3 separate regions of the Homo sapiens genome follow, and all the other regions are linked to region 1. Evidence: chromatin contacts called from ENCODE Hi-C or POLR2A ChIA-PET data. All regions are on one chromosome and are shown on one strand. The core of a region is the stretch at or near the end of the contact, and the rest is flanking DNA. Distances in the headings are between cores, read along the strand shown.

Region 1 (3,679 bases), core at 311-2,810:
CGGCCTGCATAAACCAAAGAGCATGTCATGCTCAACCACAGACAAACATCTGTTCCACTCCCATGTCTTCATTTTACAGATAGGGAAGACAAGGGCCAGAGAGGGGAAATGCCTCCATTAGGGTAATTCAGAGGGTCTCCTAACCCCCAGAGTACCTGTTCTTCCCGCTCCCACCTCCACCTAATTCAGGCATCCCCAATCCTTCCAAACTATGTGGCCACTGCAGTAGCAGCACGCATCATAGCAGATGTTCAAGGAATCTCTGATACTTGTGTGATTGCGCAGCCTTCACCACCACACCCTGGAGCTTTGAGGACCTTAGTATTCACCACAGATGAACCGGAGACTCCTCAGCCCCCAGGTGCAGCAGGATTCCAGCTGGTCCAGAAGAAACAAGTGCAGCTGCATAAGTAAGAGCCCAGCCTGGCCCTCAATCAGAATAACAGCCCCTGAGGTTTGTTTCAATTTGTGGGGGGGGCGGGGGGGGTTACACCTTTCATCCTTTCACTCAGTACATATGTATGGAGCACCTACTGTTAGCCAGGCCCTGCTCCAAGAGCTGAGAATGCCTCAGAGATGACGATAGACAGGCAGTCCCTACCCTCAAGAAACTGGCATGGGGGAGACTAGGGAGCAAAACAACCAGCAACTGGAACAACTACGTCCTCAGGAAAGGGACAGCTAACCAGCAGGAGGGAGCTTGAAGGAAGCCTTCTCTCCAAGATACTTTGCTCATGTCCTTTCTCCTTTGCTTTCTGCACGCAGAAAATGTTTTCCCAATTTCACTGATGGAAAAACAAGGATGGTGAAGCAGTTAGTGACAGAACCAGGGCTGGAACCCGCCACTCCTGACTCCAAACTCCTGGCGCCTTCTACACGGGGCCTCGAGAAAAGCGGGACAGGTAAGTGCAAAGACCCAAACCCAGCGCAGCGCCCAAGCAGGTGCTCAGGCCCGGGCGCTGAACCCTGACGCTGGGCCTGGAGAGCCAGGAGGTGGCAGTCTGCCCGAGGAGGAGGCTTCCCGAGAAGGCAAGGGCAGCGGACCCGGAGAGAAGCCAGTCTCCGAGTGGGGCTGGGGTTCGCCCACCCAAGCTCCGCCTCCCCCAGGCCCAAAATTCTGTGCACTAGGAGGCTCGAACTTAAGAGCTGACAGCAGGAGAAAAAGGAGGGGGTGAGGGCAAGAAATACAAAAGTGATGAAAAGGGAGAAATGGGGAGGAGAGACCGGACATAAAGAAGAACGTTGGGAGCCCGGGGAAAGGGGCCGCACTAGAGGTAGGTCGCGAATCCGAAGAGCTCCGCTCTGCCAGAGCCCCACAAACAATCCCCCGGTGGCCCCACTCACCCCAGATGGCGGCGAGTCTGCGGAAAGTTCCTGGGTCAGGGATGGCTCGGTGCTTCTCAGGGTCCCCAGGACTGCACGGGATCTGGCAGCTGGAAGCGACCCCCAGGCCTGGAACCTCAGCCCTAGGCAGCTCCTGGAACGTGCCCCGGCTCCTCCGAGCCCCGGGAGGCGGGAGAGCGCAGGAGCGGCCAGGACGCGCTGCTGGCTCTGGAATGCGCGGCTGCTGGGGACCGCCCCCGGAACGCCCGGTCCCGGGGCCCCGGCAACTCCAGCTCAGCTCCTCCTCCAGCGTCCCCTGCGGGCTGCGTTCGGGGAGAAAGGAACCTGCGAGAGAAGGGAGAGACCAGGGCGTCTCGGGCTCCCCTTCCACGTTGCCACACACTCGCCGCGTAGCCGTGGACATGTCGCTTGGCTTCTGAGGGTCTCCCCTCTCTGGATTGTAAACCGAGAGGGTTGGCCTAAAATGTGTCCTCCACGACCTTTCCAGCTATAGAGTAGACATGGGAAAGAAAGCCTAGCAAGTAGGTTTGGACAGAGGAGCCGGGACTCAGATCCTGCTTTGCGATGTCCGAAGTGTAGGGTCCTTCGGAGGCTTTGCCACTCTGTTTCATTCTCTGTAAAGTGGGAAAGGTAACACCTGTCTCCCAGTCCTGTTGTGAGGATTGGTTTAGAGGACCAGTGTGAAGCTGGTTGGTTCTCTGCCATAACATGACTTGGAGCATCCTGTTTATTTTGTGATAACAATGAAATAGCCCAATCCAAGGTGATCAAGAGCCCATTAGAATCCAGCATCTGAGAGGCTTCCCACGCCACTGTGGGTGGCCCAGCTTCCACGCAGGACAATGCCAATTCTGTAATCTTCTGCCCCCTCTATGTCATCCATGGAGTGAGGGGGGACTCCCGTCCCATGTTGGCACCCACACTTTTTAATTCACAGTGGTTTTCTTTAATCTTACTCTTCTGAAAAAAAGGAGCACAAGCCTTGACTATCAGTGAGACCTTGAGCAGTCTTGGAGCCCAGTAGTGTTTTGGAGGGTTTGGAAAGAGCCATACTGCCTTCCCCAGGCCTAAATTTGATATGGTGTGGGCCCCGAACTTAGAACTTACTCCATGCTGTTTCCTCTGATTCAGGGATGAGGTCAGCAGAAATGACCTCTAAATCATCATTATCACACGCCAGTTTCTTAAGGGAAGGACAGTGAGGATGAAGGGGATTCACATGAGAAATGATTTGAGAAAAACCCTAAGGGCTGTCACCCAACAACATGTTTTATTCAAAAGAGATAGTGTGGGAACCTAAAAACAAGGACAACCCAATTCTGAATAGTTTAATACAAAGCTCTCATTTAATAGTAAAAAAAGATTGAAGGAGGACAATCTTTTTTTTTTTTTTTTTTTTTTTTGAGACGGAGTCTCGCTCTGTCGCCCAGGCTGGAGTGCAGTGGCATGATCTCGGCTCACTGCAACAGGAGGACAATCTTAATATGACATTTTCCCTGGTTAGTGAAGGGGATGAGAGTTCCTTTGGGTGGACAACTGGTAACTCCATGTGCCCTGCTGTGAACATTGGCTTCCCTCTGGGACAAGGCAGAAGCTCAGGCCTGGAGCCAGCTGAGTCCTAGTCTCCCTTTCCATTTAGCAATTTATTAGTATCTCTTTAATATCGACTTGCCCTGGGACCCTAAAAGCAAGCCAGAAATAAAGTATGAATCCCCACAGGAGCATACCATGTTAAGTCTGCTGCCTAGGCTAGACTGATTTTGCAAAGAGAGCACTGAAGGGAAGAATAATGGATGCTGTGTTGGGATGCAGGAGTGGGGGAAATAGTCAATTTCAGCAACAAGCTTTTGTTACAGCAAAAGCCAGAAAACAGCTCACAACTTCCTTGGTCCTCTATTACAACCACTCCAAAGAGAAAACCATCAGGACCTGAAAGAAATAAGTAATACTCTCTTAGAGAGCCCCTGATACTTTGGGGAACTTGTACAGAAGAAGTTGTAGTCTAATGACATTGGCTGCCATCAAAAGACGGCCTTGGCCAGGGGCAGTGGCTCATGCCTGTAATCCCAGTACTTTGGGAGGCCGAGGCGGGCAGATCACCTGAGGTCAGGAGTTCGAAACCAGCCTGGCCAACATGGTGAAACCCTGTATCTACTAAAAACACAAAAATTAGCCAGGCGTGGTGGCGGGCGCCTGTAATCCCAGCTACTGGAGAGGCTGAGGCAGGAGAATCACTTGAATCCCAGAAGCGGAGGCTGCAGTGAGCCGAATTGCCCCACTGCACTCCAGCCTGGGCAATAGAGTGGGACTCTGTCTCCAAAAAACAAACAAACAA
Region 2 (3,679 bases), core at 771-3,270, 190 kb after region 1:
GGGAGAGGTTTCAGTCCATTCTCCATCACTGAGGTCCCCAGAGCCCCTTTATACAAAACAGCCTCCCCGTCCCGGGCTCAGCTTCAGAGGGGCTGTTACTGAGGAGGCAGCCGCCAGGGACTTCTCAATGTGTTTCCAAGTCAAATCCCAGCCTTTTCAGCTTTGCCAAGACCCACCCCCACTTCCACTCTGGCTGCCTCCGGGAGTCAGGGCTGCGGGCCATGTCCTCCAGACACCCCTCCCCCACCTACCAGACCTTCCGGCCCAGACACCATTAGTGCCCCCATCCCAGGCCTGGCACCTTTGCCTCATCTGTTCCCCACCCCCTCTAACCCTGAGGCTCAGAAGACAGCCTTGGAATTAGAGGTAGGGGCTGGGAGGGGGGCAGAAAAGGAGCTAATTCCCTGGATTGCAGAGAAGGCCCCAGTCCCTTCTTAGACCAGGACTGGGCTGAGGACGGGGAGGTATAGCAGCAAGTCTATGCTGCACCAGCCTCTTCTCCTTAGAAGCCCCCTTCCCACTTCTTTATTGTCATTACCAGCAACAACGATAACAGCCCTTCCTTTTCGAGACCCTTCACGTGTCAGGCACCGTGCTAAGTATTTTCTGTGAATCTTCTTATTGCACCCACACAGGGACCCTCTAAGCTGACAATTGCCATTATCTTATTTTAGAGAGGAAAAAGCTGAGGCTTGGTTGTGTTAAGTAACTTGCTCAAGGTCACGTATTTAGAAGGGACAGAGCCCACACAAGCGCCACCCTCAGATGCACAGTATCAGCCCCAAAAGACTTCTAGGACGTGAGGTGGAGAAACTGAGAAACCAAGAGACAAAGGCTGCCTGCCAGGCTTGGTTTGACTCTGGTAGAAATCCCCTCTGCTGTCTCACCCAGCGTCTGATCACCACCAGAGCTGAAGTGCTCTACCAAGTTGCTGTGTGGCCTGGAGCAGCCCCTTGGCCCTCTCTGGGCCTCCACATCCCCTTCTGAGCTATCTTAGAGGCTTTTCAGCTTGGCTGGCTGTGGCGGTCCCTCTCTCCCCCTCCAGGGGCCTATGGTCCCAGCCAGGAGATGAGCCAGGGGAGCACGTAGGGGAGAGGCATGGGGACCATCTCAGGCCTCATTCACCTCTTGATCCTCAGCAAAGATGCTTCTCCCCAAGGCAGAGGCAGGCTCCAGCTCAGACATCAAAGAGCCTGTGCGGCTGGCGCTTTGATGGGAGCCTTGTAAAATAATAGGAAACATGAGGATGACACTGTGCCCCAGCCCAAAGCGCAAGGCTTGGAAAAATGAAAAGAAAAAACTCTTGGCAGCCCTCTGCGCGGGCTTTGGCTGAACTTCGTTCCTTGCAGCTGTCGGCAGCCTGTCCTCTCCCCACTAGGTTGTTTGCAGCCACCCCTGGCGGGGGATGTGGGTCCTTGCATGACTGGTGAACTGGGGACCTCTCCCCACAGCAAAGGAACTTGTCTACTGGAATCCCTTTCTCCCAGGCTCCAGAGAGCACTACAGAGAGCACAGAGCTGGGGGCTTTGAAAGGGCTCACAGGGACTCTGAATAAACCCTCATTTGAAGATACTTTAGTCCATCTCAGACCTGGAGACTGTGTGGCTCATAATCCAATAATTTGCTCTTTCTACCTCCTGCCAAATGCATTAGCAGCAACTGACCAGACCACGGGGGCCTGTCATTCCCCTGCTCAAAACCTTCTAGGCAACAATGTGGTGACACATACTGAATTAAATGCATGTATCCTTTGACCAGCAATACCACTTCTAGGAAGTTATCCAGCTGGCACACCAGCCCACATGCTCAAAGGTGAATGCGTGAGGATATGTTCATCGCAGGGTTGTTTGTGGAAGCAAATGGCTAGAAATGATGTCAAGGTCCATTCGTAGGGATGGGTAATGACGTGCAGAGCGTCTATATGGCAGGACAGTAAGTGGGGGTAAAACCAATGAGATACACCTACATGTGCTGCTCAGAAATTATCTGTAAGGCTGGGTGTGGTGGTTCTTGCCTGTAATCCTAGCACTTTGGGAGGCTGATGTGGGTGGATCACTTGAGGTCAGGAGTTCAAGACCAGCCTGGCCAACATAGCCAAACCCCGTCTCTACTGAAAATACAAAAAAATTAGCTGGGTGTGGTGGCGCACACCTGTAGTCCCAGCTACTCGGGAGGCTGAGGCAGGAGAATTGCTTGAACCCAGGAGGCGGAGGTTGCAGTGAGCCAAGATCACACCACTGCACTCCAGCCTAGGCAACACAGCGAGACTCTGTCTCCAGAAAAAAAAAAAAATCTATAAAGCATACACTGGAACAGAGAATGGTGTGTATAGTACATTACCACTTACAAAAAGGAAGCAATGGAATGCATTGAATCAATATAGCCTCGAATATTGCTCCAAAGACATACAAGACCTGTCAAAAGGGTTTGCTTCTCAAGAAGGAATTGGGAGAGGGGAAGGAAAATTTATTTTTTACTAAGAATTCAGTTGTATTGTTTGCTGCCTTTTTTTTGTAAATAAGTGACTGTGCAATACAAATTTTTTTATGTCAAAAAGTGTGAACACCTTTAAAAAAAAAGGTTCCATATTCCACAGAGGATAAAGTCCAAAGGCCTCATTAGACTGACTTTATGGCCCCTGGGAGCTCCTGGGAGCACCGCCCCAGCCTCCTCTTCTCTCCCCTGCCCCCTTCCTGCACCCCACCCCTAACCTCTGCCATATAGGATGGTTTTTCTCCCCCACTCTCCTAGACAGACTGAGATCCCCTTCTCTCTGACTCCCACAATCCTGGGTGTCTGGGGCTCTGAGATGCTCAAGACCTACTTTCTTCCATGGCTGCTGCAGAGGTCCTTCCCTTCCCAACATGTGGAGCCCCTTTTCCTCTGGGTGGGGACAGGCAGCCTGAGGCTGGCTCTGGGGGAGGGGAAGTTCCCCCTGGCAGACACACCCCCAGCTTCAGAGGCTGGGGTTGCAGAAGTCCAGGGTAGTGACAAAGTTCCAGGAAGGTTATGTGGTACCAGAAACTCACTAAGGGCCCTTTTATAACACGCAGCTTCCCCCGACCCCCGGGGCACACCAGAGAGTGGAAAGTCACGCATGGAGATATGGCCGGTGGCCAGGCTGGCTCAAGAGGGAGTTGGAGGTTGGTCCTCAGACCAGAATGGGAGGTCCCAGAAGCTCCCAGGGTCCATAAAGTCAGGCTGAGGCCTTTGGACTATCCTCTATGGAATATGGAACCATGTTTTCACACTTTTTTGAAACTAAAAAAATTCATACTGTACACTGACTCATTGTAAAATTACTTCACTTTACCCCTAGGGGCCTGGCGTTCATCCTGACAACTCTATTGGGCTTTGAGAAAGGTATGGGGAGGGATATCCAACACAGCTCAGTAAGGCTGACCTTCCCAAAAATGCAAGGGAATAGCTAGATTTTGCCCCTGGGAGAGACCCAATCTTTTCTTCTAAAGAGAAAATGGAGTCCCAATGACTTGTCCCAAGTCACACAGAAACCTCAGAAGAGACAGGACTGGAACAAAGCCTTCTGGCCCCTTTTCCAGAGGCTGTTTCACACAGTGGTGAGAAAACAGATTTGTGGACACCTAATTTGCTGTGTGGCCTTGGACACATCGATTTCACTTCTCAGAGCCTATCTGCTCATCTCCTATAAGAGGGAACT
Region 3 (3,679 bases), core at 431-2,930, 150 kb after region 1:
GAAGTCTGGGATGAGGAGGCCTGGGATTCTGCATTTCTAACAAGTTTCTGGGTGATGCTGATACTGCATCCATGGGCCATACACCGAGTGTAGAAAAATTAGAGTATTTATCTATAATAGAGATGGGGAAACTGATGCCCAGGGAGAAAAAGGGGTGTGCCCTAGAGCGTACAGCAGAGCTGGGCTCAGGATGCAAGCCTCCTGCCTGCCATCCCGGGGTTTTGGCTCCAGGGTTGGCTGGGGGTTGGTGCCTGGAATGGAACAGGGGACAGGCAGCCGTTACAGGCAGTGGAAGTAGGTCTGGGGCGGCCTTCATTCAGACACAAGCTGACCCTCCTTTGTCCACAGACTCCCACAGGGAATAAAAGGAAATAAGAACTCACCTGAACAGGGGCACTCAGCTTGAGTGACCGCAGCCTCCTGCCCAGGAACGCACTCTCACCAGCTTGCATCTGAGGCCTGCTGGGCCTCCATAACCCTCCTTGAAGAGATGGGGGAGAGAGGGCCCCAGACTCTGCATTTAGCCACCTCAAGAAGTGGCTGGGGGGGCATGAATGGGGTCTGTCGATAGCACTATCAGGGTGGACATCCAAGGGAAAGAGGAAAGGAAAGGAGCAAAGACCCACCTCCTAGATCAGCACCAGCATGCTCCTCTTTCCTATGATCCGCCTCAAGCCCCTTCGCAGGCTCCAGGCCCTGTACCACCAGCCCCACTGCCCTGACCCCTGCGCTGCAGCTCCCGTCGTGGTGCTTCACCTCCCAGCCTGCCAGGCTCCAGCCATGCTGACCCTCTTTCTAGTGCTCGGCCAGCCCAGCACTTTCTCCCCTCAGGGCCTCTGCACTGGCTGCTCCTTTTCCTAGAGCTCTTTCTTCCCTTGCCCCCTTGGCTGCACCTTTCTGACCACACTTCTCATCCTTCAGGTCTGTTCACAGGTCCCAAGGCCCTCAGAGGTCACATTCTCCTGCCACAACACTCTCTGCCTCTTCCCTAAACGCTCATCAGCTTTGTAATTCCATAAGGATTTGTTTTCACGTCAGTCTGCCTGTCCCCGCAGGGCAGGGACCTTGGCTATGTCCATGCCCCTGTGCCTCGGCCATAGCTGGGCCTGAATAAACATTTGTTGACTAAGTAAAAGAGCAAATGCATGAAACACTGCTCACATCATGACTGCAAAGCCTCCTGCCTTCATGCTCCCATGTGACCTCACTCACCCGGAGTTGTACAGGATTGGGATTTGCACAATTATCTGGGTACTGGCCTCTGCTCTGCTGCACCCTAGCTGAGTGGCCACTGCAGGTCACCTCTCTGAGTGGGGTCTCCTGCAGTGTCTGTCAGGTCTAAATGAGAGAAGAAATCTGGGAAAGAACTTTGATTGACAGCATTACTCTGTCAATGTTTGAGGCCCAGAGAGGGAAAGGGCTCATTCAAGGCCACACAGCCAGTGTGTGGGGATGCCAGACACCCCTGGCACAGCTTAAAGTCCACAGCTGAGCTTCAGGCCCACCCAAGCTCAGTAAGAGCACCATCTGCCTGGAGGCTGGGCAGGGATGGAGGAGGGAGAGGAGAGGGTGGATGGGAGCATTCAGCCTCAGGCCCAGAGCCAGGGTATGGTGGGCGGGGCCCCCAGCAGGAGACCTGAGTGGGGCCTGGCAGCCAGGCATGGGGGAGCCAACTGGCTCAGGTTGGGTGGTGGCATGCTTGTTCTCCGTGCGCGTGACAGTCTATTTTTTAATCAGTACTCTCCCCATCCCCCAACTCCATGTGCCCTCCCAAAGGGCCCCATATTGGGAATAATGTCCTGGCTGAGGAGGCCAGGGCCACCTTAGGGATCCATGGGAGGGTCCCCAACATCTCATCTTCCTATGGAGCCCACAAGAACTAAGCGGCCCAGAAGGCAGGACAGGAGGCTCAGGGATGAAGCGTGTCCTCTGCCTGTGTGACCCTGGGCTGCTCCCTAAACACTCTGACCTCAGTTTCCCCTAACTGTACAATGGTGGCGGTGTGCCAGACTGCGTGGGAGTTTATTACAACTCAAGCACTTAGGAGCCACTCAAGTTCCAAGGCACTAACAACGCCCACTCATCAGGCCATGGCAGAGCCTTCCATGCCCACAGTGACTGCAGGGCACCCTTGATCCTCTCTGACCTACTGCCAGGGGAATAGAAAGGTTGAGCTGGTTCAAGGGCCAATCTCAGAGCCCCGGACCCTAGACCCAGTGAGGCTCCTCCTTCCAGGACCTAAGCTTCAGGGATGATGAGGATCAAAGATGAATGCTGTCTGTTCTGGGATAGGTGGCTTGCTTTTTCTGAGCCCCTGGCACTCCATCTAGTGTGGGAGAGACCATGTTGCGAAGAAGTTAAGCACACAGTTTTTGGGGCCAGACTGCCTGTGTTTGAATCTAGCCACTTACCAGGTGTGCGACCTTGGAAGCTCACTTAACCAACTTCTCTGTGCCTCAGTTTCCCATCTGCAAAATGCTAATAACAGTACTCACCTCATGGAGTTGTTGATGCGTAAAGAACTTAAAGCACCCATGGTACATAGTAAATAACAGTAAACAATCATTTTTCAAGAACTGTGGCTTTTATCTTTCAAGCACTCTTAGACTCTAAGAGATTTTATTCTGGAGGATTACACGCAAGGGTCTCAGGTTAGCCCACTCTCCTGTCCCAGGGGCTCATCCAGCCTGCCCCTTCCTTGACCCTTGACACCATGGTGTCAGCCCCTCCTGCTAGCCCCATGTTCTTGGTGACAAGCCAGTAAGGAGCTTTGTCACACCCATGATCCCCTCAGATCCTTACTAGCCCATATCTCAGCAGTCAGAAGTGAAGCCTGAGGCCCAGAGGAAGCAAATGATTTGCCCAAGACCACCAGCCAGTCAGCTAAGAGCGGAGGTTCGAGCATCCGTTCCTGAAGCTCAGTCCAGGCATTTTCCGCTGTGCTTGTGCCTATTCTCCCACCATCAAAACCTGTTCCTAGGCCGGGCATGGTGACTCATGCCTGTAAGCCTGAGGCAGATGGATCACTTGAGCCCAGGAGTTCAAGACCAGTCTGGGCAACATAGCGAGACACTGTCTCTACTAAAAATACAAAAATTAGCCGGGCACGGTGGCACATCTCTGTAGTTCCAGCTACTTAGGAGGTGGGAGGATCACTTGAGCCCAGGAGGTCGAGGCGGCAGTGAGCCATAATCATGCCACTGCACCCCAGCCTGGGTGGCCGAGTCAGACTCTGTCTCAAACAAACAACCCAACCAAACAAACAAAAAAACCTGTTCCTGGCCAAACATCAAAAAGTAACTTATACTGAGATACAATTAGTCTTAAGCGAGAGCCCATCTCCTTAAGAACTTGCTATTTCTATTTTTTTGCTGGAGTCTCACTCCGTCTCCCAGGCTGGAGTGCAATGGCGCGATCTCGGCTCACTGCAACCTCTGCCTCCTGGGTTCAGGCGAGTCTCCTGCCTCAGCCTTCTGAGGAGCTGAGATTACAGGCATGCACCACCATTCCTGGTTAATTTTGTATTTTTAGTAGAGACGGGGTTTCACCATGTTGGCCAGGCTGGTCTCAAACCCCTGACCTCAGGTGATCCCCCTGCCTTGGCCTCCCAAAGTGCTGGGATTACAGGCGTGAGCCACCACACCTGACCGCTATTTTAACAGAGATCAAAACCTCACAA

What was found. Hi-C counts contacts between places; a loop is a spot of excess contacts on that map. ChIA-PET counts read pairs that join two places held with the same protein, here RNA polymerase II (POLR2A). Pooled maps may share reads with other maps.
Region 2: a loop to region 1 is called in a pooled map, with 2.7 times the contacts of the local background. The contact joins the enhancer-like site here to the promoter of SMIM3 in region 1. A Hi-C loop is called at or near these places in 6 of 50 pooled maps. POLR2A ChIA-PET finds 5 or more read pairs at or near these places in 4 of 52 experiments (H1, WTC11, activated naive CD8-positive, alpha-beta T cell and 1 more).
Region 3: a map with no recorded cell type shows a loop between it and region 1 (3-fold over the local background). The contact joins the enhancer-like site here to the promoter of SMIM3 in region 1. A Hi-C loop is called at or near these places in 8 of 37 single-sample maps with no recorded cell type and 10 of 50 pooled maps. POLR2A ChIA-PET finds 5 or more read pairs at or near these places in 4 of 52 experiments (A673, AG04450, HCT116 and 1 more).

Annotation. Positions count from the first base shown.
Region 1 is chr5:150,776,638-150,780,316 of GRCh38, reverse strand. SMIM3 (small integral membrane protein 3) reads right to left here and starts at 1,560. Exons shown (of 2, transcript NM_032947.5): 1 at 1,345-1,560. It overlaps LOC124901110, which reads left to right. Exons shown (of 2, transcript XM_047417995.1): 1 at 1-410; 2 at 766-3,679. The coding sequence starts at 1,196. The coding sequence ends at 1,837. RefSeq lists an enhancer at 177-1,038 and a silencer at 1,476-1,665.
Region 2 is chr5:150,587,677-150,591,355 of GRCh38, reverse strand. It overlaps a transcript of SYNPO not described here. Among named protein-coding and RNA genes, the nearest start is that of SYNPO, 51 kb to the left of the region's middle. RefSeq lists enhancers at 891-1,090, 638-1,137. Within about 2 kb of position 2,020, at least 13 of the 41 ENCODE cell types and tissues checked have a DNase peak (open chromatin) inside an H3K27ac peak, as active enhancers do.
Region 3 is chr5:150,628,597-150,632,275 of GRCh38, reverse strand. It overlaps a transcript of SYNPO not described here. Among named protein-coding and RNA genes, the nearest start is that of SYNPO, 10 kb to the left of the region's middle. Within about 2 kb of position 1,680, at least 7 of the 41 ENCODE cell types and tissues checked have a DNase peak (open chromatin) inside an H3K27ac peak, as active enhancers do.